Regions from separate parts of the Homo sapiens genome. Here all the other regions are linked to region 3. The links are chromatin loops, found by intact Hi-C in ENCODE. Cell type or tissue: endothelial cell of umbilical vein. All regions are shown on one strand. Region 1 holds the start of POPDC1 (popeye domain cAMP effector 1). Region 2 overlaps LIN28B (lin-28 RNA binding posttranscriptional regulator B). Region 3 holds the start of PREP (prolyl endopeptidase). Region 4 holds the start of POPDC3 (popeye domain cAMP effector 3). Region 5 holds the start of PREP-AS1 (PREP antisense RNA 1).

Region 1 (5,000 bases), 270 kb before region 3:
CTGGGATTGCCCATCTGTTTCTCCACCAGCCCCCACAAGAGTGTCTTTCTCAAGGATGAAGACGGCCTTCCTCAGTCTTTGTCTGGACACATCACAGGTGCTAAAAAATGCACCTGAATAAATGGGCCATCAGGGAAATAATCACATAGAGAATAATTTGTCAAGAATCACTGGCTAATATAACAGATTCAATTGTTTTAATGTTCTGATGTGAATCAATTTAACTTGCTTCATCAGGGTTACTGGGACCAAAAAAAATTTGTTTTATTTGAACTACTGTATCTGGTAATTGTTTTTGTTCCCAATGTTTCTTTACTGCCCACAGCAAATATCTTTTCAAGTAATAATAGTTAAAACTATACAGTACTTACTATGGGCAGGCAATATTCCAAGTTAAATATATATATGACACACATTTAATTCACAACAACTTTGGGAGGTGGTATTATTTTTACCCTTATCTGATACATGAGGAAACTGAGGCAGTAGAAAGATTAAATCACTTGCCCAAGTTACAGTTGACAAGAAATAGAACCAGGATTTGAATCACACAATTTGGCTTTAAAGTTCATACTCTTACACATGAATGAATGTTCTGGTATCTGGAAAACCTAAACAACATATGAAAGCACATATAAACAAAGTAAGTAAGGGAGAGATATGGCATGTGAAGGCCTATGCTCTAAGCTAATTGATATACTGCTAATTCATTAACAAAGACTTACATTTTTTGGCTTGCTATGGGCCTGACAAAGAATACTCTGAAGCTCTCAATGTAAAGCCCATCTTATGTCAGTTACAGAAAAGTTACATAAAGTATCAGTTAGGTATCTTACCTAGAGTTAACATTCCCCTAAGAAATATCATATGAAGGTGAAGAGTAGTTGGAATAACCAACCCAACTGCAAAACAAATATTTGCTACATGAAAAACCAGATGATGTATCTCTCTCCAGTTTTCACAAGTGGTCTTATTGGAAGGCACAGGTATGATACTTTCTAACTCAGGTGTAAAACCTATGGCAGTTGATTCTCTCAATGGGCTGGACTCTGTATAATTCATTTTGAAAATTCCTGTAAAAACAAGTAAACAAAAGTAAAATCGTAAAAATGGCAATTGTATCTTTTTACCTTCATAGGTATTATACCAAAATTATTTCTGTGAATTAAATAGACTTCTCTAGTGCTTATGAATTAGACAGACCCAGATTCAAATCCAACTCTGTCACATATTAAATGTATTCAGTTCCTTACCTGTTAAAAGATGGTAATAATACCTCATTTGCCTTATGATCAAATGAAATGAAATACATAAAATACTTAGCATAGTGCAAAACTATTCCCTCATAGGCACATATATACGTATAAACACTTGTAGGGAAGGGAGGAGTGAGGGAATTAGTCTTTAAGATAATCACCAATGTTCATAAACCATGGTAATTACAAAGTTATTTAGTCTAGTCTTCCATCAAATTCCCACTGGTGACTGAATCCAAACACAGGAAAAATAACTAGAAAACTAATTATTTGAATACTTAAAAAATATGAATACCCTCACATCTATTTGAAGGCTTAGGATATTTAGAAGGCTCTATTTTTATACCACCATTAAATCACTGTATCATACATACATAATACATTATCATATATGCAAATAATATATAGCCATATAAACATTTATATATACACAGAGAGATACAACATGAAACTTTTATTGTCTTATTTAAATCTCTACTTTATTTCCCATAATAATTCTACCTGGTAGCATATCACAAATTTAAAAGTAGTAAACTTCCAGTTTACTTATACATATGAAAATCCATAGCAAGTACATTTAAAGAATATACATTTTACACATGCTTATATAAAACCATTTCCTATGTTACCTGTCTTCGGTCTCCGGTCCTTAAAAAACACTCTATTATTAATTGCACAAATTTGGTCCTTGCCAAACACTATGTAGGTTTACAGATTATATGAATTATTCTGTTTCAGCAAAATTCCAAATGGGGACCCTAAATACATTTAAATTTAGAAATATGTATTTCTTTCAAAATAAGGTCATGCAATTAATCTTACTCTTCTACTGCTTGTTCTTAACATACTAAAGGTTTTAGGTAGTAGAATAATTAATTGGTACAAAATGGGTATTTTGAAAGGATGTTAACAGACAAATGTGAAAGAATTCCACAGCTTAAAGATGATAAAAAACAAGCACACCAATTTACAAATTGTGAATGAAATGATCAAGTCAACTGAAGATCTTTTTACATAATTCTGAAATAGCTCATAAATATTAATAGTAATAGTTGACTTAGATATTGATTTGCTACAAAAAGGAAAGAAACAAAAATTCACCTATTTTCCAAATGTCTGAAATCAGCAAATATATAAGCCTATCAGGATGGCGGGGGGGAAGATCATTATTTTAATAACTCCATTTATACAAAATTTGCTTTTCAAGGCCAAACGAGAATGAATCTCGTAACTTCTGCAGGACAGAGAATGATATGAGGTATCCTCTATCACTCATAACCCAACATCACCTACCCTAGCATTACATAGGTTAATAATAACTATCATTTCGACAGCACTGTAGAATGTACCTACACTCCCATTGTCCTGTTTGTCCTCTAGGAGGCAGGGACAATGTTTATTCATCTATGTACTTCCAAGGCCTAGCCTCTGTAGAGAAGGCCACTGAGACAGGGATGAAAGCCACTCTGAAGGAACGTCAACCTGATAAACACTTTCAGAAATCACTGTTCCGTCTCCCCAGATCTCAGTAATAAAGCCAGAGGAGTGCCTAGCCTTCCTGAGGTTGAGTGAGGTTCTACACCACAAGCCACCAGGGTGCTACATAAGCCAGGGAAAGCCACTTCTGCTCCTCGGGTCTGTTTCTTCCTTGGAATAGGGAAAACTTTAATAGCCTATGGTTCTATAATACACATTTACATAATCAATCAATCAATACATGTTGCCCCTCGAGTTCACCCAATTTCACCTGTATTGCCTATTAATCCACTATAATTCAATATCAGGCTTTTACAAGTTCTTAAAGTGACACTAAAAGTACCAATTTCTGGTCCAAGAAAAATGACAGGAAAACTACTATTATGACCCAAGAACCAGAAAATATTATTAGCAGTTTTTAGAAGGTACGGTCATCCTAAACATGTTTTGACGCACGACACCTTATTAAAGAGAGAGAGAGATATATATAGATATATGTATCTATATATCTATATAATTGTCTATTGTGAAATGCCAGTTACCTATTGTCGAAAATATTGATCAGATCAGTTTACTTTGATTACCACTTAATCGTTAAGTGGCTTACACTTAACAATTCTTATACAGAGAATAGGTGGAAAGAGAAAGGTTAGACTGCTAAATTGGTAAACTTTTCAGATTAATTTTGACTAAATCAAGAGAAATTATTTTTCCCTCATCAGATCATCAAAGTTGAAGTCCTTAAATTACCTATACTAGTAAAGTTTTGTTTATCGTTTTTCAAATAGGTGATTGTAGGGCTAAATAGCTAAATGCTGAAACTAACATTAAACCTCTACCAAACTAAAAAAATGAAAAAGATAACTGCAAACGAGCGTCTTGCTAGTCGAGTTAATTCATTCTGTAATTCTAACTGAATCTTCGCACATCTCCCGAATGGCAAATGGCATTACATTGCTAAGAGTCTTTTCGCACTTATTCATGCTTCAAAGCAGGCAGTTTCTGGGACTTGTCTGGCCAACAACCCGTTCCCAAAGGCTCGGGGAAGGAGGTTGCGGGTGGGTGGCGCGGACCTCGGGTCCCCAGCCATCGGCGCTCTCCCGGGGCCCTCTGACCTCGCTCCTTAAAGGAGGAGGGTCCGTGGCAACGGTCCTCCTCGGCCAGGCGCTCTCGGGACGCGGGGGTGAGGAGTGAGCGCCGTGGCCCACCCTACTCTCCGAGCGGGGACGGAGTGGGCGACACCGCGCGCCCGGCTGCACGCAGGCTCTGCGCGGCTCGAGGCGGCCCTACAGGGGGCGAGGAGGAACCCCGGAGACTCGGCGGAGAGAGCAGAGACGGAGCTCACCAAGGGGCTTGCCGCCGCAGAGCGCGGGAGCCGGCACTCGGTGGGGCCGAGGGCCCGGGGACGCTGGGGCTGCCTGACCTGAGCGGCGGCCGCTGACCGTTGAGGGTCTCTGTGGCCGCAGCGCCCAGACCCGGGGAGAAGGGCGGCCTCCAAGGGCCGGGAGCCCCTCGAGGGCGCGGCCAGCGAGGAGGGACAGAGGGCGGCGCCCCCGGCTGCCCGGGCGCGTAGAACAAGCAGCTGCCGCCAGGGCCGACAAAGTTGCTCCCCGAGGGGCTGAGATCCAACTTTCGCTTCCCGATTTAGCCAGGGGAGCGCGAGGCCGCACACAACCCGGCGCGGGGGGAAAGCCGGCTGCAGCTGCGCCTCCCATCCTTACCCGGCTGGTCCCTGGCGGGGAGCCTGGGCAGCGCCGACCAAAGTTCGGAGCGGCAGCTTCGGGGCGCGGGACGCGGGGCACACGGGCTCAGCTGCTCGACGGGAGCCCGACGCGCGCTCCTCGGCGGGTCGGCGGGTCCGGAAGCTCCGCTGCCCGGGCCGGGTCCCCAAGCCCGCAGCCGCTTTGACTAAAATAGGCATCGCGACGGCGGCGGCAGGCGGCGGCAGCCAGGGCTGGGGCCGCACCGCGCACGCGCATGCGCCCGCCGCCCCGCGCCCCCCGGCGGGCGGAGCCCGGCGCCGCGGCCAGGATTTCCCACCTCGCTCCCGCGACTCCGCTGCGGGTCTGCACACCCGAGGACTCGGTTTGAAACGCCCGCTTATTTATTTTCTTGTCGCCTCGCTACAAGATTCTATCCTTGTTTGGGCATGAGTGGGGGGCGGCAGTCTCGTGGGACCGGCGGCATTCGTCGTTCCTCCTTACGGGGATAATTCGAGAAGTGCGGTCCGGGTAGGGAGAGAAATCAGGAGAGAAAATGAGAAAGAGA
Region 2 (5,000 bases), 410 kb before region 3:
AATATATATATATATTTTTGAGACGGAGTCTCCTTCTGTCGCCCAGGCTGGAGGGCAGTGGCGCAATCTCGGCTCACTGCAAGCTCCGCCTTCCAGGTTCATGCCATTCTCCTGCCTCAGCCTTCCAAGTAGCTGGGATTACAGGCGTGTGCCACCACACCCGGCTAATTTTTTGTATTTTTAGTAGAGACGGCATTTCACTGTGTTAGCCAGGTTGGTCTCGATCTCCTGACCTCGTGATCCGCCCGCCTCGGCCTCCCAAATTGCTGGGATTACAGGCGTGAGCCACCGCGCCTGACCGATAAAAACATTTTTTAACTTTTAACGATACTTTTAAGTGAAGATCTGTGGCAAAATAAAATTGTTTTACTAAGAATTAGCAAATCAGTTATTTAACTTATCCATTCAATTTTGTTTTCTGCCAGGCATTGTGTTAGCTATTTAGGATTTAAAAATGGATTCAGTCATGGGCTCTGTCTTCAAGGACCTTGTGGTTTGGAATAGGAGAGAAAGCTATAAATCGTTCATAAAAGTGACATAGATCCTGTTGGGAAAATTTGTATATTGGAATCCCAAAAGGGGAGGTTTTTCATTTGTCAGGGTGTTAAAAATATTATGTAAGAGTCGATTATTAATTTGAGCCTTGTAAGAGAAGGGTCTTTGTCAGGCAGTAATTCTCAACAGAGAAGGCATTACATTCAGAGCCAGGCATTTTTAGAACATTTTAAATAGTTAAGTGTGGGCAAAGGATGAGAGGACGGTGTGAGACAGTTGGTTGAAGAGGTAAGAGGGATGGAAAGGTTGGCCTTAAACTTATTGAAAGGTCGGCTTTAAACTGATTCACACGGGGAGCCTTTGAAGGATTTTAAGCAGACAAGTAATTTGAACAGATTTTCACTATAAGTGGTTCTTGCTGTATTGCAGACTGAGTTATCCCTAACTGGAAAATCTCAAATCCAAAATCTTCCAAGATCCAAAAATTTTTGAGCACCAACTTACTGTCCAAAGGAAATACTCACTGGAGCATTTTGGATTTTGGGGATTAGGGATGCTCAGCTGGTAAGTATAATGCATATATTTCAAAATCCCAGAAATGTCCAAAATCTCAAACACTTCTGGTTCCAAGCATTTTGGATAAGGGATACTCAGCCTGTGTATTGAGGATGCATTTAAGGAAGGTAAGAGAACTGCATTTCTAGGAAAAGGGTAAAGGAGGCCTTAACCAAAGCAGTAACACTGGAGACAAACAGGAACATTAGAGATTTAAGGAGAGTATACTTAGGATTTGGTAGACTATTGGTTGTAGAGGGTGAGAGAGGAGGCAAGCATACGAGTGACTTATTACATTTCTAGCTTGAGTTGATTGAGTGGATCGGAGAGACAGAAGCATGAGAATTATAGTGAAGGAGAGGGATCCTCAGATTTGGGGGGGCCAGATATAAAATCTGTTTTAGAAATGTAAGTATGCAGGCCCTGTGACCATCCAGTTGGATATATTCATGTGGGTCTGAGAACTCAAGTCTAGGTTCTAGTTATAGATATGGGAATCATCAGATTTAAGTGGTAGTGAAATAGAAAATGTAGAGTGGGAAGAAAAGAATCCAGGAATAGAACTTAGCAAAGTACCAGTAAATAAGAGGGATTAGTGACATACTTTCTTCATAGTGATAGAAAGATATAAATGTTTAGATCCACAAGAAGCATATCTTCTGTTTCGGAAGTAGAAGGCAAATATATATGTGCGTTTAATGGAAACATTTTTACTCAACAGCATGTAAATAAATACATGTAATAAGAACTGTAAAAACATGATGAACTAAATATAAACTAAACTAAAAAAAATAGCTAAAGCCAAACTAAAAGTAGCTTGGGCTTATATAATGAAGGGAAACTTCTTAGATAACTATGTCTTCTGAGTAAGGTTTAAAAAATATTTAAAAATTATTTTAAAATTATATACTTTATATATATATATATAAAATACACATATATACATACCCCACTAGAAACACATGTGAATCAAACAAAATCAGGTTTATAATTTGCAGCAGTGTGAGACACGGCACATCATGTGGAATCTTGTAGCATCTCAATAAGAGGGCGTTAAAAAGGACTTATGGGACTTGAGTTTATGTTAGGGGATTTGCAGAGGGTTAAGGAAGCAGGGATTTGCTCTGGACTGGATGCCATCAGAAAGCAGGAGTCATTCTGTGGTTGGGTATCTTAACAATTCTTATCTAGAAAGAGGAATATAGCAGGGCTAAAACTAGAAATTGTTAAACAACTTTATTAGCCAGAAGAGGGGAGTGTTTGATCATTTCTGGTTTGGACAGTGTTCTTGTTTTTGTCTCTGTTCAGATAAGGTCACAGAATGTTCTTGTCTGATGTTAGTGTTCTCTGAAATTGTTTATGTTCAACAGAACACTCTTGGCCTAACAGATAGTGCCAAGACAGCTCCTGACTGTGAAGGGCTGCTTCTGTCTTTCTCAGTATATAACAGTGATAAGTGAAGAGAAGAATTTAGCAAAGGCTTAGAGGCAGAGACAAATGTTGGGTGTTGTTAGGAAGTGCTCTAGTAAGTCTGTATTGGGAATACACTAAGGACAGTAATTAAGGAGGTGTAGAGGGGTAGTAAAGTAAGGAAAAACCAGGTCGTATATGGTTTTAATTGATAAACTTTGGAATATCCTTCATGTAGATTCCTTAACCAGGTTGTGGTATGATGAAAATAGTGTTTGTGGACAAAACTCCCCCTTAATTGTTTAATGAACATTTTACCTTGCCTATAAGTCTATTTCAAATAACTTTATTTTTCTTAAAAATGTTTGTCCAAGCCAGGTAAGGGGGCATGCACCCGTGGTCCCAGCTACTTGGGGGAAGCTAAGGTAGGAAGATCACTTCACCCCAGGAGTTTGAGGCTGCGTGAGCTAGGAATGAGCTATTGCACTCCAGCCTGGGTGACAGAGTGAAACCTTGGTTTTTAAAAGGAAAAGAAAGGCCGGGCACAGTGGTTCATGCCTGTAATCCCAGCACTTTGGGAGGCCAAGGCGGGTGGATCATGAGGTCAGGAGATCGAGACCATCCTGGCTAACACGGTGAAGCCCCATCTCTACTAAGAATACAAAAAATTAGCTGGGCATGGTGGCACACACCTGTAGTCCCAGCTACTCGGGAGGCTGAGGCAGGAGAATGGCGTGGACCCGGGAGGCAGAGGTTGCAGTGAGCCAAGATCGCGCCACTGCACTCCAGCCTGCGCGACAGAACGAGACTCCGTCTCAAAAAAAAAAAAAAAGAAAAGAAAAAGAAAAGAAAAAGTTTGTCCATAAAATATTTTTACATGGTTATAATTTTAATTTTATTGTTATGATATATAAATATTGTGATTTATATAGTATTTCGTATATATAGATAAGATGGAGTGAAAGGAAGAAAAGAATAAAAAATTTGAACCTTGATGATGACGAAATTGAACTGTATCTATATGTATAGTTTCTCAGTTGCCCAATATAATATAGTACCAACAAAAATATGTAACACCCGCCCCCCCCCGCCACACACACACGTTATTTCTATGAGATAGCCTGAAAGTTGCAATATAGACCTGACTGCTAAAATGATAAAATGTTTTCAGGTTGAGAGGTTTGACATTTGGTGATGATGATAGAGAATAATGATGGTAGAATTTCTAATGGTAAGAAGCTCATACTTGTACTGAAATCAGAATTTATAATCTGCACATGGCCGGGTTCATATCCCATAAAAATTAGTCTTAGCACATTAGCTAAGGCTGACACTTCCGGGTTTATATGCCTAGCATCCCCATTAGTGTTGGTGTCACTCATGGGAAGCAGCAGTAGCCTTTTTTCCTTAATTTATTCCCTTGTGCCTTTTTGATGAGCTTGTCTTCTTCTACATGCTTTTGAAAAGACTGTCTTATTTATATACAATAATAAACTGAGGAAAAAAAGGTTTCATTATTGGAAAAGCCTTATTGTTGAAAGATTGTTTTAAACCCTTTTATGCTGTAAAATTAAGTCCTTTTGTTATCCATTTAACTTGTTTTAGTCATAATTAGAATAGTTTTAGCTAAAATGTGTAATACTGATCAAACCATACAATAACAGAATATTAAAATAAACATACCTAATTCAAGACCCATGTTTTTAAGAAGTGTTTCATGTTATAAGACCCCACAAGGTTAAAACCAAGAAATAATTGAAGTTCATTGCAGTAAAATTTAACCTATTATGTAATTGAAGTCCTGTGACTATATTTTATTCATAAAGCATAAAGTTCAACTAAAAGAGGGATGTAAATCTGTTAACATTTTATTATCATTTTGTTTAGATTTTTCAGTGTTAAACAGAACATACTTAACAATGAGCTTATTCCAAAATAATTTAGGATTAGCTGGTTTAATTTTATTCTTTGTATAATAGTTTATTGTTAAAATATAGACAATAATAATTTGTGATTTTAAAATTTGTTTACCTTCACCATTTATATTTAACTACTTTTTTCTCTCCGTACTTGCCAGCTGTGTCATGTTACAACTGCCTATATAAAAAATTAATTTCTTCTTGTCCATTCATTTCCTCTTAGAATCCAGTATCATTTATCATTCACTGATGTTGACATTTAAAGTCATTTTTATATTTAGATAACCTATTATTTATAAAAGTAATGATGGCCATTTAATGAGTGAAATATTTTATTCCAAATATATTTTAATGTCATCAAGACAGTTTACTTACACATTGGGGTCTAAAATATTTAACTAAAGTGAGTAAATTATGTATAAATTAAGTATGTATGTACGGTAAACCAGGTAATTTTTTGGGTATTGTGCATGACTAAGGATCTTTGTCATTTTAACTATATTTTTATTACTAGACTTAAATAGCTTGTAGAAACTTCTTAAGTAATTGAAAGGCCAATTGCAAAGTAAGAAAATGATTTATAATGTACAGACAAAAGATTTAAAATCCTTGCAGTATATA
Region 3 (5,000 bases):
ATCAAGGAGCCACACAACAAGATCCAGACTGGGCCAGAGCTACATTCCCTTGGCCACGAGGCTTAGAGTTAGCATGAGTTGCTTAATGAGAAGGAACTGGAGTGTATTAAAATCCACAGTATACCCTTCCGAGTTGTTTATAATCTTTTAGACGTCTTCATAAAATCCTCACTTAAACCTTTCATGAAATATCAAACATAAATAAACAAACTGTAGGATTTAGGCACCCACAGTGGTGAAAAACTAACAAGTAACTCTAAAAACAAACTTAAAACTGCACTTATCAAACCACAGAATGGGTAATTCTTTATATTCTGATCCTCAAGAACCAGAACCAAGAGAGTCACCTGGCTTCCCATTACTAGTCTGGAACACTGCAGAGCTAGACTGTCACATGAATGAATGAATGAATGACAACATTCCTACTGCAGAAGCAAGTAAGCCCTATGGTCAGTCCAAATATTTCTCATATGAGAAAAAAGGCCCATAACAGGTAAAAGAGCTGCTAAAAGTCACCTAACTAGTGAATGACAGAACCAGAACTAGCGCTCTGGTCTTTTCATTTAGTCCAGCCTCTTTCTCCATTCCAGCAGGATCACTTTACTCCCATATTCAAAGGAAACAACCTTTAAACCACAGGAATAGAGCTTCTTGAGCTGTTAGGGTAAATTTAATAAGCAAGCAGCTGAGCAGACTGAGAAAACATGGTTACCAGATGGCCACTGGTCAAAGAAACCATGAATGAATGCATCAGTGTCACTTGGAAGTCTTAATTTAAAACAGTATGTCCTTTACTCCGAAGCGTCAGCACCCTTTACCCCAATGTAGCACGTGCTTTAAAGTAAACACTTTCTGGCATAAATTGGGAAAGTAAACAGAAAAACATTAAAACTGTATCACACAAATACATACTTATTCTGATTATATTTTAAGTAATCTGAGAAATGTAGCTATTAGTAAGAGAATCACGGCCACAACATGTGGATGCAATCCAGTTCCTAAGTCGTCAAATTCACGTTTACACAAAAAAGGTGTCTGCCCAGAATTCCGCCTACTGGATCTCAACAGTTACCTTGAGTTCATCTGCAGCTTAGGCAAATGGTGGTCAACTCCGCCACTAGACAAAACTTACTCATTCTGAAAAAGGTCAACCCCTCTCCCTTCTAAGACCTCCTCTCACCCTCTCTCAACTCCTTTTCTTGTTTAAGAAAACATGGATCAGCACGGCCACACTATGGGGTCACTGCTCCGCCTTCCCCATTTCTGTCCGGGTCTCTGGCATCCCCAGGGCCCAGTGCGCCTCATCCGACCTGGGACAGGGTAGGCGCTCAACACACCTTTTAAAATCGAACGAATATGCTTCAACTCTAAGGACTTTAAAGTGTAAGTTTTAAAAGTTTGTTTTCGTTTTTAAATGTGACATCACACACACACACACACACACACACACACAAACACACACACACACCCCAGCGGACACTTTCTCCTACCACCATATTTAAGCAAGAGGCTTCGCCAGTCAAAAAAGCAGTGACACCGTCTGTCTTCCCACTCCCTGAAGACACCCATTCTACCCGGGCGTCTGCCCTTGACCCCATTGATTCTAGGAAGCGGCCGGGCGGCGCTGCCCACAGGCTCCGCCGCCAGCACTAGCAGAGTGACCGCCCGCGGGACCCCAGCGCTGCAGAGGAGCCCCGCGCCCCCGGCCCAATTCTCCCAAACAAAGGCCGAGGGGGAGGGGAGGGACGCGGGGGTCGAAGGCCTACAGGAAGAGGAGCTGCGGGTGCCACGGGTCAGGCAGGCTGGGCACCTTTGCCCGGGAGCCCTCTGGGCGGAGGCAGAGATACTTACGGCGGTCTCGTCGCGGTACACGTCGGGGTACTGAAGGGACAGCATGGCCGGGGACAGGCAGGGGGCAGCGTGGAGGGGCGCGGGCTCCGGGAGCGGACCTGAGCTAGCCGGGCTGGCCGCGAGGCGCGGCTGGGGCGCAGGCAGCTGCGGGGCGGCCGGCGGCAGCGGGCGGCCGGCTCACGGCCAGAGCTAGCACAAACGGACTGGCGGCGCGGCGGCGAGGACGTGCAGAAAGCAGGAAGCCGCTGTCTGCGAGGCCGGGAGCCCCTCCCCGGCGGGCGGGCCCAGCGGCGGCGGCGGCGGCAAGAGGGAGCGGGCGGCACCGAGCGTGCGCTAAGGCCGGCGCACAGCTCCCTCTGCAGGATCGCCGGCCGCGCCCGCGCCGCCCGGGCGCACGGAGGAGCACGCCGGCTACGCGCTCGCCCACGCCCGGCCGCCCGCCCGTCCTCTGCGCCGGGGACAAGTCCTTCCACCGAGGCCGGGTCCCCGCGCCTTCCCTAGCGCCCTGCCTCTCTTTGGCCGCGCTCGCAGGACCGCCTGTAGGAGAGTGAAGCCCCAGGGTTTCCTTGCTGATGGAGTCCCCCACCTTCCCCAGCCTTCCTGTTCCCGGGCTGGTTACGGCGGCGAAGGGAGACCTTGCCTCTCCCCAGCCTTGGAAGCAGAGGGCTGGAGGTGGCCTTATGTCCACTGCCTGCGACTCTGGACTTGAAGGGAAGAAGTAATCGATCATGATGACCGTGAAAGAAACACGTCTCCCTTCATCCCAGGACCCCTGGTGGACACTGGGTGGTTTAGCATCCGGACTATGGAGATGCTTTGGAGGTGTTGGCAGGACTACGGTTGAGCCCTTATTTGATATTTACCGATTGAGAAAGAACCAAGATTAAGAGGCCTGGAACTCATCAGGGGTATTTTATTTATCCTGCCTTTTCCTCATTTCCTCTCCTGCTGTCATGCTTGTTTATTGAGCACCTACTGTTTATGGGAAGAAAAGATAATAGACAAGATACTTGACCTCAAACCCATGAAAATTTAATAGTTACATGTCATCATCCTCGGGCCAGCAGCGGTATGTGTTCTGGTCTTGCTTCCTGGACCACCCAGAAGAGACTTTATAGCCCCAGCCATCAGGGGTATAGTGTGTGCCCAGTGTGTTTTCTATCCCTGGCTTCCAAAAAGTCCTGGAAGAAAGAATAGGTGTGACCAGAAAGTCCTTCACCTCCGGAATCTAAGTGGATATGGTAACTATTATAAACTTGTGTCCTCCGTCTCTTTTGTGATATGGTCCCAATTCCATGCCTCACCCTTAGTTCACCATTTCTGTTCATAGTGATGTGTCATAATCATTTTCTGCATCTGATCCCAGATACCCCCTCCTGGGGCAATCTGAGAATCCTCAATTCTGGGAGAACTCACGCTATTGATAACAAACTTTGTGCAAACACGGGGGCATAGCCCACTACAGCCCAGAAGTCCCAATTCCAGTTCCCACCTCGTGCCTTCCCTGGCTGTCACCTGACGCAGGGACTGGCAGGCATTGTCTCCTCCTTCTGCCACTGTGAGGGATTTTTTAAAGAGCAACCCAGGAGCACTTGACCCAGCAGACCCCCTAATGATAATATTAATGCTTATGGAGTGTTTTTTTCAGTGTATCAGGAAACTATCTAGAACTAATGTCCCTATTTTATAGTTAAGGAAAACGGGCTGACTTTTGCCCAGGACTTCACAAAAAGTGAAAAAGTAGAGCCAGGATTCCAACCTAGGTCTCTCCAATACCAATGCTCATTCTTAACCACTCTGACGGCCTTCCTACTCATAAATAAGTAGAGATACTCTAGAGTCTACAGGGCACCCATTTGCAGGGAAAACTTCAATTTAGCAGGACCTAAAGAAAATGTGGGAATTGTGGTACCCAAAGGACAAATCAAACCTAGGTATCATCCTCTCTTCCCTTTCAGTCAGCCGTTCTGGTGCCCAGTTCCTCTGGGCCCTGAGAGGTAAAGGTTTGTAGTGGCACAGACAGTGCAAGAGGCTCCCAGCAGTAGGTTGTCTGCATCTGGAGTGAGATGGAGTGGGAGGGAAGATGGGAGAGCACCCTTTCCCCTCCTATTGACCACGTTAGTTGCACTTTTGTTTGCCAATGTGTTGTCTCCTTTAATCCTTATAGCAAAGACCATTTTACAGATGAGGAAAAAGAATCTCAGCAGCTTTAAGGGAATGAGTTCAAAGTCATCACACAGCTAAGACAATACAAGATTCATATTCATAAGTTGACTGCAAAGTCAACTTTTTCCATAGACAATGCAGAGAAAGGAAGTATTTGAACTATCTCAGAATGGAAGTGCCACCTCCAGAATAAATACCAGAGCACTCTTTGACCTCTGACACTGTAGACTGTTTTCAGGGGAATTGTAGAATTTACACTGTGATAACTCATGCTCTAATTCAGAACCCTAGGCCTTTGGGAGAATGAGGGTGAGCAGAGACATAGAAGGACTTCCAGGGCAGCCTTCAGCCTCTCCTCTGACCTCAAACTTTGTGCCCCACTCAGTTAAGAAGAGTCACCCTCTGAAGAAGGCAGGCTAGTGATCATTTACTGCTGCTTGGCTGTCTCTACCCCACCTCAAGTTGCTTATCAAAGCAACCCCCACCCACATATGGTCTCCAAGAGAGGATTTCTGGTAAATGCACAAGGATGCCCACCCAAGGGGCGAAGTGGGGACTGAAATCCATCTCACTCTCCACTTGCCACACTGCAGACAGGTGCTGGCACATTCACCTGGAGGAAGGGGTGTCTTATTCTCAAGGGACTGCACCTTCCTGGGTAAAGGATATTTTTCTAATTCACACAAGGGTGCTGTCTTGTTAGCACCCCTTAGAGATGGATGCTTTGAGTGCTGCCTGGATAATCCACCTTTTAATTTGACTCTGGTTTCCAGGTAGCTAGCTAACATACTGACTAATTGGTGGAGTGCAGTCATTTCACACTATGTTTCCCCAAAGATTTATGTTGCTTTTTCCAGTGTGACTTTTAATGGAAATTCTTATGTATTCTTGTATATCTAATCTTTGCAAGGCATCATGAAGTGTGAAATAGCACCTAGGATAAGAGTAAGATTCTCTTTCAGGCTCTGTCACTAACTGGTTTC
Region 4 (5,000 bases), 220 kb before region 3:
TTACCTTTTTAAAAACAGCTGCATTATTTGTATTCTTATAATGATTTTGGGAAACAATATGGTGATTTTATACCAATGTAAAAAAATTTTAAATATAAACATTTAAAAAAATCCATGAACCCAACAACCAGAATTAACAACCATCAACACTGTCATATTTTCTTTAGATTGTTTCATAATAAAAAATATTCCACACAAAAAATTGAAGACTGCCATGGATTGTTCTCCAGGACCAGTCGCTGCCCATCCACTCCCTATATAGTACATAATTTATATTTCTCTATATTTAAATATTCACTAATTAAAAAATACAATGTAAAATGAAACAGACAATGTAAAATGAAATCCTGGACTAGAAATAACTCAAAGTGTGGGGTTTTTTTTTCAGATTCACACTTAAATTTTTTTCTGATAATTTTGAACACATACAAAAATAGAGAAAATAGTATACAACAAATTCCCATATACCTGTTACCCAGATTCAACAATTATCAAGATTTTGCCACACAGAATTTTGAAATTAAAAGCAAAAGCTGTTATCTACAGTTCAGCTGCAATTTGTTCAGCTAGGAAACAAACACCTTCCAAAGAAGACAGGAAGAACCAAGATCAGCTGTGCTCTTTCTCTGTGCAGGTACTAATTCCTAAAACAGATCCATTTAGGAGTCACAGCAACTCTGAAACCTACATACTATTGTCAGCATTGTTCAGAGTGGAAGATGAAGCTCAGAGGGATGGAGATTCTTCTGTAAGCTTAGCCAGTTGCTTGTCCTTCCAATACTACCCCACAACACCTTCCTTCATGATCCCATCCTAGCCAATTTCAGTGTGCCAGAGTCACTGGAGGTTATTATTCTGTTGAAGAACACAAAGTAAGAAAGTCTCGCTAAAAGTCTGTGTGAATCAATCCCTGGATTCTCTGGGTTGGAGGAGGACCCTGCATTTTTATAGGTAATTTCAGTCAGGAACTTTCGGTTATTTATTTAATTTAGAAAACACCTGATGTAATTTTCCTTGTAAGACTTTTTCTTATAACTACTTAGATAAAAGGGAGAAACATTTTCTCTCTTCCTTTAAAACAATCGAATCGGTGATTCGATATACTCTTCTATTAATTGGAGGGACATTCTCTCGAGGGAGCTCATAATCCCAACTGACCAATGACCATAATTACAAAATGTGATCTCAACTGCAGTTTACAGACTTTCAGATCTATCATGGATATTTCCAAAGCAGTTTTGAAATTTCTTGCCTGCCATGTTGCTTATGTGTTATGCTCACATACTGTAGCAAATGCTTCATAACATTCTTAATTCTTCCTGGAGACTGTTTCAAAATAAGCAGGCATCAGTGCTCTAGTGTGTCAACCGTATTAGTCAGTCTTGTGGTGAAAAGTATGGGACTTTTGTTTCCCATGACACATTTTTATTTAATAGCATAGAATGTAACCATTTAGAGGCAGAAGATGCACCATGATTCAGCTATTTTGAGGGACTGATATGATTAAAGAAACTCAACTATCAAATATTTCCCATTTAAATGTATAAAATTTTGAGGACAGAGAATATCTTAGATTTCAATTAATATTTGTATCCCAAACTCCTGAAGACACACACACACACACACACACACACACACACACACACACACACACAGATTTTTCAGGACAGAACCTCAGAGATATCTGGAATCTGGGATCAGCCAGAGCTCTTCATTTTGCGAATATGGAAACTGAGATCCAATTTTTTGTTTATATTTTCTGTCTCATGTAGTTCTTGTTTGGTTTTCTATTGTCACAAAGAACAATGCCAAGTTATTGTACTCTCACAAGAGGATATTTTCATGCAACAGTCCGTAGAATTAAAAACAAGAAGGAAAAAAAATAGCCACTAAACTTAGTATGAACAGGCAACAATAATTTTTTAAGGCTGCTATAAAACTCAATTGCAGTTTGTAGGCTTGCAAATTCAAAATATCTAACTACCGGAATTAGAGTGAAAAGTCAGGAAGCAACGAAGTTTAGTAAATCAAATTGCGTCCAAAAGTGGGCTTCTAATTCTACTTTTCCATTTATTATTTACAAACAGAATTTTTCACTTTCTGCAAATGTCTTCTGGCTAAATTTTTGGCACTGCCCCTCTTACTGTATTTTGGTTGTGCCTTTCATCTTTGCCTAAAATACAGACCCTCAAAACTATACCACTGTAACCGACATGGTGATAAGACAATTTAGGGGTTGGCAAATTTCTTTTTTGGCAGGGGGATCCCCAAATGGAGAAAACAGGTCCGCGCGACCTTTGATGAGGCAGCTTTTTTGTACCCCCAACTCTGTGAGAACAGTGTGAGAGCACTGACACCAGTCAGGCCCTTTGCTTACAGACCGGGGGCGGGAGTAGGGGGGAAGGAAACTCCCGGCGCTGGCATGACTTCCCCAGGACTGACAAGGGCCCCTAGGAACGGCTTTTCTCCCTTGCAAAACTGGCCTGTTTATTTCGGCTCCAGGGTGCCTGGGGCCAGAGTAGGACCTGCAGGAAAAGATCTGGGAGGAATATTCGCCCAGAAGCCTCTAGGGCATACGACTCGCGTTCTTCAGGGGTCGGCGCGGATAGGAACCGCAGCAAAGGATCCCCTAGACCTCCGAGCTGTGAGCGGCGACACAGCCGGGACCCCAGACCCCGGACCCCAGGGCGCGGAGTTGACCGGAGCCGGGAAGGGAGCGGCGCGGGCAGCGCGGGGCAGCGAGACGCAAGCGCTCGCAGGGGTCGGCGGCCCAGCAGAAGCCGCGCCCGCTAAGTTGCCCGAAGCGGCCGCGAGGTGCGAGGGTGCGGACAGCACCGGAAGGCGGCGGACGCAGCGCCCCCGGGCTCACCTTCTTACCTTTCCTTCCCAGCCCTGCCCGGAGCTTCAGCCCGGCGCCCGCAGAAGTTTCCCGGCGGAGCGCGCTTGACCCGGGTGGCCCGCGCGGAAGCCCTCAGCGTCCCCCTCGTGAGTGCCTCGCCGCCCACCCTGCGGCGCCGGGCGCAGCGTGACCGCAGCGGGCTCCGGAGCGGCGCGGCGGCGCGGGCGGGTGCCGGGCACGGGCGCGCGCCCCGGGGCGCAGCCGGGTGGGCGGGCGCGGCGGCTGCGTCTGGGCCGGGGCAGGCGGTTCGGCCACCGGGGTGCGGGGCTGCGGAGAATCCTAGCGGCCGCTACGGACCGAAGTTTCCAAAGATGCGGTTCCCCGAGTGTACACCGCTCCCGGTTGTAACATACACCTAGTATTCACAGTCACACTAGGCAGGAGCGATGGGCTGGCTGCTGAACCAAGGCAACTGCACGCCTGCTCTCTCACCCCCGCTCCACACACACCGTAAACAAAATGAAGAGGTAAATCACCATAGTGGGGACGGGAATATTAGGGTGTATTGGACAGAGAGAGAGAGAGAGAGAGGTAAATATAGTATTTTTTTTTTTTTTAGAGATGGTGTCTCGCTCTGTCACCCAGGCTGGAGTGCAGTGGTGATCACGGCTCACTGCAATCTCGACCTCCTGGGCCCAGGCATCCTCCTGACTCAGCCTCCTAAAGCTTAGGATTGCAGATGTGAGCCACCGCACCCAACCAATAAATACGGACTGTTGCATGAAAAATAAAATATCTATATTCAAATCAATGAACATCTCTAAAAGCAAATGAGTAAAGGGCATAGACAATCATAAAAGGAAAAAATTTAAAAACACAAATGACAAAAAGCTCATATCAGTAATAACCAAATGCATACAATTTTAAAGCAATGATCAGGTGCATTTTTTCTTCCTTTGCAATTAGCAAAGTTTTGTTTTGTTTTTGTGATGAAACAAATGTGAGGGTTGGTGACGACCAGTAAAACACGCCACTAATTTAAGAATGTCATCTCCTGTCTTCTAGTTCGCTTTCATTTTATATAACCATATTGATAACAGCGACTCCAGGAACAAGAATTTATTGAGCAATCAGTGTCTTTTTTGAGCCCCAGGGTAACCACAAAAACAGTGAATATAGATGGTAAAATTAACTCCCTTTAATTGATGCTGGAACTGAGGATCAAGAAATACACATATTCTTACACCCCAGAAATGGCTAGAAACCAGTTGACTCCTAGGCCTTTGCTCTTTCTCTTCATTGCAGGGATTTACTCAAATGTTGGAAATCCAGTTTGAACTGGATGTAGTCCATAGTGTGTGTGTGTGTGTGTGTGTGTGTGTGTGTGTGTGTATATATATGTATATATATATATATACACACACACACACCTTTAAACTATGGCCAGGGAAGTGAGAAGCCCATGAACTTTGAGGTCAGATGTACTCTGGATTTAGATTTTACTTGTTTAGTGTCCTACATTTTAAAAATTTAAGGATTATATTACTGTTATTTTTAATTTAAAAACTCAGAAGCTGTTACTGTTGCCCTGGATTCTTATGATCTCCCATGATAGAGATTAACAGAGATCACCAAACATAGCAGCAAAGGAAAGTGTATTCAGCTTGTGCGCAAGGGAGTCAGCACCAAGAAAGGCAAAGGAACGGACTGCTCTGAGGATAGTGTGTGGGTCAGTTTTATAGGGTCTTTCTATAGGGGAGGGTTACATCAGGGCACCTATAGGAGGAGTTTTTCTAGTGCTTGCACAGTGGCCCAATATGCTTTTTCATACATCATATGTAGCATTAGCATTTTAAATCTCCACCCCAGGAGTAATTTTTAGCATTAAAGTGAGGAAGGGGTAAATGTAGGTTGGAGTTTAAGTCTAACTGTACAGGCGGGGATCTGGGGAAGTCCCTAGCCCTCTGAAATAGGAGCTTGCAGTTAACAGCTTCTTGGGTGTTTTGTTACCTATTGACTGAGAGTTAGATAAGCTAGAGCTTGAGTAAGGAGCTTTTATCCTTTTTCACCACACCATCTTAAAATAGCTTTCCTGTCTCAATGCAACAAAGATATCCCTGTGTGACAGATTCTTCAGTGGCCCCAATAGTTTCTGATTCCC
Region 5 (5,000 bases), 130 kb before region 3:
TGAGGTCAGGAGTTCAAGACCAGCCTGGCCAACATGGTGAAACCCCATCTCTACTAAAAATACAAAAAGATTAGCCGGGAATGATGGTATGCGCCTGTAATACCAGCTACTGGGAAGGCTGAGGCAGGAGAATCACGTGAACCCAAGAGGTGGAGGTTGCAGTAAGCTGAGATAGCGCCATTGCACTCCAGCCTGGGCCGTAACAGCAAAACTCCATCCCAAAAAAAGAGTGCAGTATCCAAGGCCCAGCTCCTGGGGTTACTGCCCTGCCTGCCCACCTCCTGGCTGGGGAACTTGGACCTTTGCCAAATGGGGAAAAGGTATTATGTGCTTCCTAAGGTTGTGTGAGGACAAACATTCATCCACACAGAGTGCTTGCAGCGGGTGGCACAGGGTAAACATGAGCAAGATAATTTACCATCTGTCTCCTCCCTGGAATATCAACTGGATGAGGGCAGGACATTTTCTCTCTGCACCTTCAGCCCCTGAGATATGGAGGATGAGAATGGCTCAATGTTCCTCCTTCAAGGGCCTCAGTCCTCATCCCACTGGCCTGACCACCCCAACAGTATGACCTTTGCCTCTTTACAGCAACCTCCACAGCTTTCCAGCCTGTCCTTAACCTGCCTTTGAGTCTTTGCAACTCCTTCTGGGCATTAGCTATGTGGCCTGCTGGGAACTTCCAGAGGCTGGTAAAACTGACAAACCTTGAGAGACTGGTGACAGGCTTCCTTAGTTGAAACTTATCCTTTTCAAACTTGTAGCACCATGTGTGTGTAGCTGCTTAAGCTTTAGTGGGAGTATTTAAGAAACATGATTAATTGGAAAGTTTTATAATATTCCAGGTAAGTCCATAGTGAACATAAATGTGACTTTATCTTGCTAAGGTAACAAATGCTCTGGTGTGCTTAGCAGGGCCTTGTGACAAAGCAGTGAGGCCACCTGTGCAACATGTACAACTTTTTCTTTTTCAAAACAGTCCTAAAAAAACTAAACATATAAGTCCTCTGTGATCGAGCAATTCCACTACTGGGTATGAATCCAAAAGAAAGGAAATCAGTATATCAAAAAGATATCTGCACTCCTGTGTCTACTGCAGCACTATCCACAACAGCCAAGATAGGGAATCAACCCACGTGCCCATCAGCAGATGAACAGATGAAGAAAATGTGGTACATATATACAATGGAATATGATTTAGCCATGAAAAAGACTGAGATCCTGTCATTTGCAGCAACATGGATGGAACTGAAGGTCAATATGGTAAGTGAAATAAGCCAGGCACAGGAAGACAAATATCCCATGTTCTCCACTCATGTGGGAGCTAAAAAAGCAGGCAGAGAAAGGGAGGATGAAGAGATTAATGCCTACAAATATACAGTTTGAAAGAAGACCTAGTGTTAGATCAGTAGGGTGTCTATAGTTTACAATAATCTACTGTGCATTTCAAAATAGCTAGAAGAGAGTAATCATAAGAAAGAGCCAAAGGGCAGAGCACAGGATACAGAAAAGTGGGATCAAATAGAGAAGAATCCCTTAGAGTTCTGGGTAGGAGCCCAATCTCAAGTCTTATTTCTAATGTTTAAAGCTCCCCCTACTCCCCAAAATACCTTTAGTTGGTGGGATTAGTTGTCCTGTGAAAATCTAGACACAAAAATTAGGTTGGAAAAGAGAACTCGTAACTGGAGGCCAATCATGCTAGGCATTAAAAACGTATTACTGTATTCCTCCTCCTCCTCATCAGTTGCTAAGTGACATTTGGGATTTGAACCCAGTCCTGATATCTGAAGCTCACACACTACACACTGTATTTTCTGCTGTAAAGCAGACCTCAGAAAGTATGGTTAGATTCTGTGCAACCTTGAAAATGCTCTGGACTCAGTGGGTCCAACTCAGCTATTTGTACTTCACACCACACAGCTAGTCTAGGAAAGAGGCTGCCTCTGGCTTGACCATGCAAATGTATTTTCTTTCTTTCCTGCCATGCTGGTCAGCAGTTACACCAAAGCTAGCTAGTATCAGTATCTGAGTAGATGGTGATGACGACAGAGTCTCAGCATGCAACACTAGCTACTGGCACACTTTGTTTCCAGAGGAGTTATGGTGAATCTTATACTCAATGACAACTGTATTATGTACCGTACTAAATAGTAACGGAAAACATGATTCCAGTAGAGAAAAACCAAGCCATATAGCTGTCTTTCAATATGCTTGGTATGCAGTGATATGCTTGATAGAAAATGGTATGTCTAATTTTTGACCATAACTTGAAACGTAGAGAATGAGAGAGTGCTCTTAAAAGCACATACATATACAACTTGGAAGATGGGACTTACTTGGAAAAGTACAAATTATTGGAATAATGAAGTAATCTTTTAAGCTATTTTATATAAGGTTAAGATACTATATAAAATAATAATTTTTATCATATCATCTGATAAAGCAAGACAAAGGAAAAAAAACTGTTTTAAGTTAGATCAGCATTTCCCAAACTGATACTCAAAGGAACATTGTTTCATGAAATGTTAAAATATATGCCTTGAAAAAAATTTTATGGATGAAAGTTTAAGGAATAGTATATCTTAAAAATCTTGGGGGTGGGCAAACCAAAACTTTTTTTTTTTTTTTTCCAGTAAGTAAGTATGACTATTTCTATTTCCAGGAGTGATCTATGCAGGAGAAACAGCTTGGGAAATGCTGAAATTTCTGACTGTAAGAAATGCTTGGATATATGTATCTGTTTGTTTGGATAATTTACTCATGTGATCTCTTGGAACCAAGGATCCTTGGATCCAAGGAACTCTGATTTCTAGGAATACTTTGTAAACAAATCAATATACAAATAGGTGAATAATCTGAATTTTCCAGCCCAGTGATTTTTGAAAGGAGGCATCCAAACCAAAAGAGCCCCAGATCAGATTTTTACCCAACTAAGTGGTCAGTGTTTGTTTATGACAGTGAACCCCCTCTGACAGCTTCATCACCTCTAACAAACAAACAAACAAGGGAGACAGAGTGGATGAACAACTTATTTTCAAAGCTAACAAACATTCTATGACTTAACTGCTTGAAAACTAACTTGTTGCAGAAAGGTGAAATGCTTTATTCTCACAGAAAACTCCACTTCTGGAGTTGCCCCTCAATATGAAGAAACCGGAAGTAAAAGCCTGTCATTCTTAAATAACATTTATTATTGTTGCAAAGAAGTCTTCTCCATGAGAACAGTTCTCACATTTATTTAAAGATATAGAGGTTATGGATATAGATAAGTATGCCCGACTATGATCCTTAATTCAGCAATCTAATATTCACAATGTGTTTGTTGCCATTTAGCTATTTATCCCAACATGCCCTTAAAAAAAACACCAAAAAACCACATGTGCCTAGACAGGGTGGAAAAAGAAACACCAAGGCCTTGCTAAAAAGGAGAAGCCTAAAAAAGATAAAATTCCCACGGCAGTTCTGTTCAACTGTAGCCTGTGAGTGCAGGAATAATGTTCCCGTGGGGAAGCATTATGCCCAGTGGTTTCTTGGTGTCAACGTGGGAAAGCCCTTGAGGTTTTCTGTCGCTGTCAGGAGGAAGCACGAAAACTGTTTATGGAATCCAGTCGACGTTCAGGCACCGCGCGATGAACGCAAACATGTCTGAGACTTCCTCTATCACTTTGGCTGTGGGCTTCCCCGCCCCGTGGCCCGCCTTGGTGTCCACGTGGATAAGCAGGGGGTTGCTTTGCTTCCTGCTGCGGCCCACGATGTACTGAAGGGTGGCAATGAACTTCAGGGAGTGAAGCGGGACCACGCGGTCATCATGGTCAGCAGTGAGGAGCAGCATGGACGGGTACTGGATGTCATCTGCTTCTGGTAACTTCACATTATGCAATGGAGAGTATCTGGAAGGCAAAAACACCTTTGTGAGGCTGGAGAGCAACAGTAGAGTTTTATGGCACAGGGACCTAGGTAGTTAATTAGCAGTGAGGACTGCAGTTAACTAGTACGTGAGTGACCACCATGGACTGTGCCTATGCGTTACCATTTAGGCCATGACTGGCAAGGGCTCCTGGAAACTGGGGAGCTGTGTCATTTATGTGGCTCCAACTTTGAAAGACTGTAGGAAGGAAGCTCACAGGTCTGTTGAAACAACCCAAATCACAGGCATGCTTACTGTCTCTTAAGGTGAGTAGTTTCATATTCTCTAGGCTTTTTTTTTACTGCTACAAAGTGGAGTAATAATTGTCATTATAACCACACTCAGTGGTTCAAAAAAAGTCCAAGCCTTTCTTTTGTTGAGAAACTTGAAATCCACAGTATAAAGGGGCTTGCTGCCCCTTTAATAACATCTATAAAGCCTTTATTCCAGGCTCAGTTTTGCAATCTTAGGAAAAGCACATGTCCTCTCTGGGCCTAGTTTCTTTGTAAACCGAGAAACCTGGATGGGCTGTTGAGCCTCCTGCTGGCTCTCAGTCCGGCAGAAAGCAACAGACTTTGCCAGAGGAGGAGGGCACCTTCCGAAGTACCAGGCAAGTTTCCTGGGTAAGTTAACAAAAAGGGTGTTAAGTATAAAAGTAATGTTGATTTTAACAGTGACTGATAATAGTTGAAATATCTGGATATTTTTTCTTTACATTCTCCTAATAGGGGTGTCATGTTTTTCAATGTATTTAATATTTATTAATGAATAAAATCACCTGTTTTAGTAGAGTTTTATTTTGAAGGGTAGGTAAATAGTGAAAACAGTAAAAATTCTGCTCAGTTAACCAACGTGAGGCCAAAACATTCTTGGGCTCAGTTTCCCACCAGATAAGATGGAGATCTGTTTTCTGATCTCATTTAAGAGTGTCTTTTGACCAGCCCCATTCTTCCAAATATGGGTTAGTTCTAAAAAGAAACAAGTTTGGAAAACCCTGCCTGTTAATAATAACAATCTCCCCCTTGGAGATTCACATGCAATATTTATACATTATCTGTAGGAAAAAATACATTAGGCTTTATTTATCGCCCAG

Evidence for each region. A loop is a pair of places that touch in the nucleus more often than their neighbours do. Peaks named below come from ENCODE experiments on the same cell type or tissue, not always from the same donor. Only the 100,000 strongest peaks of a DNase experiment are listed, where the experiment ranks them.
Region 1: it touches region 3 in a loop (12-fold over the local background); 21 of 110 quality-filtered maps call a loop at or near these places.
Region 2: a loop joins it to region 3, with 4 times the contacts of the local background. A loop is called at or near these places in 4 of 110 quality-filtered maps.
Region 4: it touches region 3 in a loop (4-fold over the local background); 9 of 110 quality-filtered maps call a loop at or near these places.
Region 5: a loop joins it to region 3, with 3.0 times the contacts of the local background. A loop is called at or near these places in 2 of 110 quality-filtered maps.

The regions. Positions count from the first base shown.
Region 1 is chr6:105,132,516-105,137,515 of GRCh38, forward strand. POPDC1 (popeye domain cAMP effector 1) reads right to left here and starts at 4,642. Exons shown (of 8, transcript NM_001199563.2): 1 at 4,454-4,642; 2 at 837-1,073. The coding sequence starts at 1,062. RefSeq lists silencers at 4,441-4,560, 4,571-4,680. In endothelial cell of umbilical vein, a CTCF peak has its summit at 2,618 (motif pointing right); a DNase peak (open chromatin) is centred at 4,486; H3K4me3 peaks cover 1,399 bases; H3K27ac peaks cover 537 bases.
Region 2 is chr6:104,994,004-104,999,003 of GRCh38, forward strand. The region is part of intron 2 of LIN28B (lin-28 RNA binding posttranscriptional regulator B); the gene reads left to right. Among named protein-coding and RNA genes, the nearest start is that of LIN28B, 39 kb to the left of the region's middle. In endothelial cell of umbilical vein, no CTCF peak of the experiment used is centred here; a DNase peak (open chromatin) is centred at 2,358.
Region 3 is chr6:105,400,996-105,405,995 of GRCh38, forward strand. PREP (prolyl endopeptidase) reads right to left here and starts at 2,087. Exons shown (of 15, transcript NM_002726.5): 1 at 1,852-2,087. The coding sequence starts at 1,896. RefSeq lists a silencer at 1,795-2,364. In endothelial cell of umbilical vein, a CTCF peak has its summit at 2,615; DNase peaks (open chromatin) are centred at 1,546, 2,136 and 2,536; H3K4me3 peaks cover 1,725 bases; H3K27ac peaks cover 1,245 bases.
Region 4 is chr6:105,176,956-105,181,955 of GRCh38, forward strand. POPDC3 (popeye domain cAMP effector 3) reads right to left here and starts at 3,059. Exons shown (of 4, transcript NM_022361.5): 1 at 2,878-3,059. In endothelial cell of umbilical vein, no CTCF peak of the experiment used is centred here; no DNase peak of the experiment used is centred here; H3K4me3 peaks cover 1,017 bases; H3K27me3 peaks cover 179 bases.
Region 5 is chr6:105,274,549-105,279,548 of GRCh38, forward strand. PREP (prolyl endopeptidase) reads right to left here. Exons shown (of 15, transcript NM_002726.5): 15 at 1-3,890. The coding sequence ends at 3,596. PREP-AS1 (PREP antisense RNA 1) reads left to right here and starts at 4,468. Exons shown (of 2, transcript NR_199037.1): 1 at 4,468-4,530. In endothelial cell of umbilical vein, no CTCF peak of the experiment used is centred here; no DNase peak of the experiment used is centred here.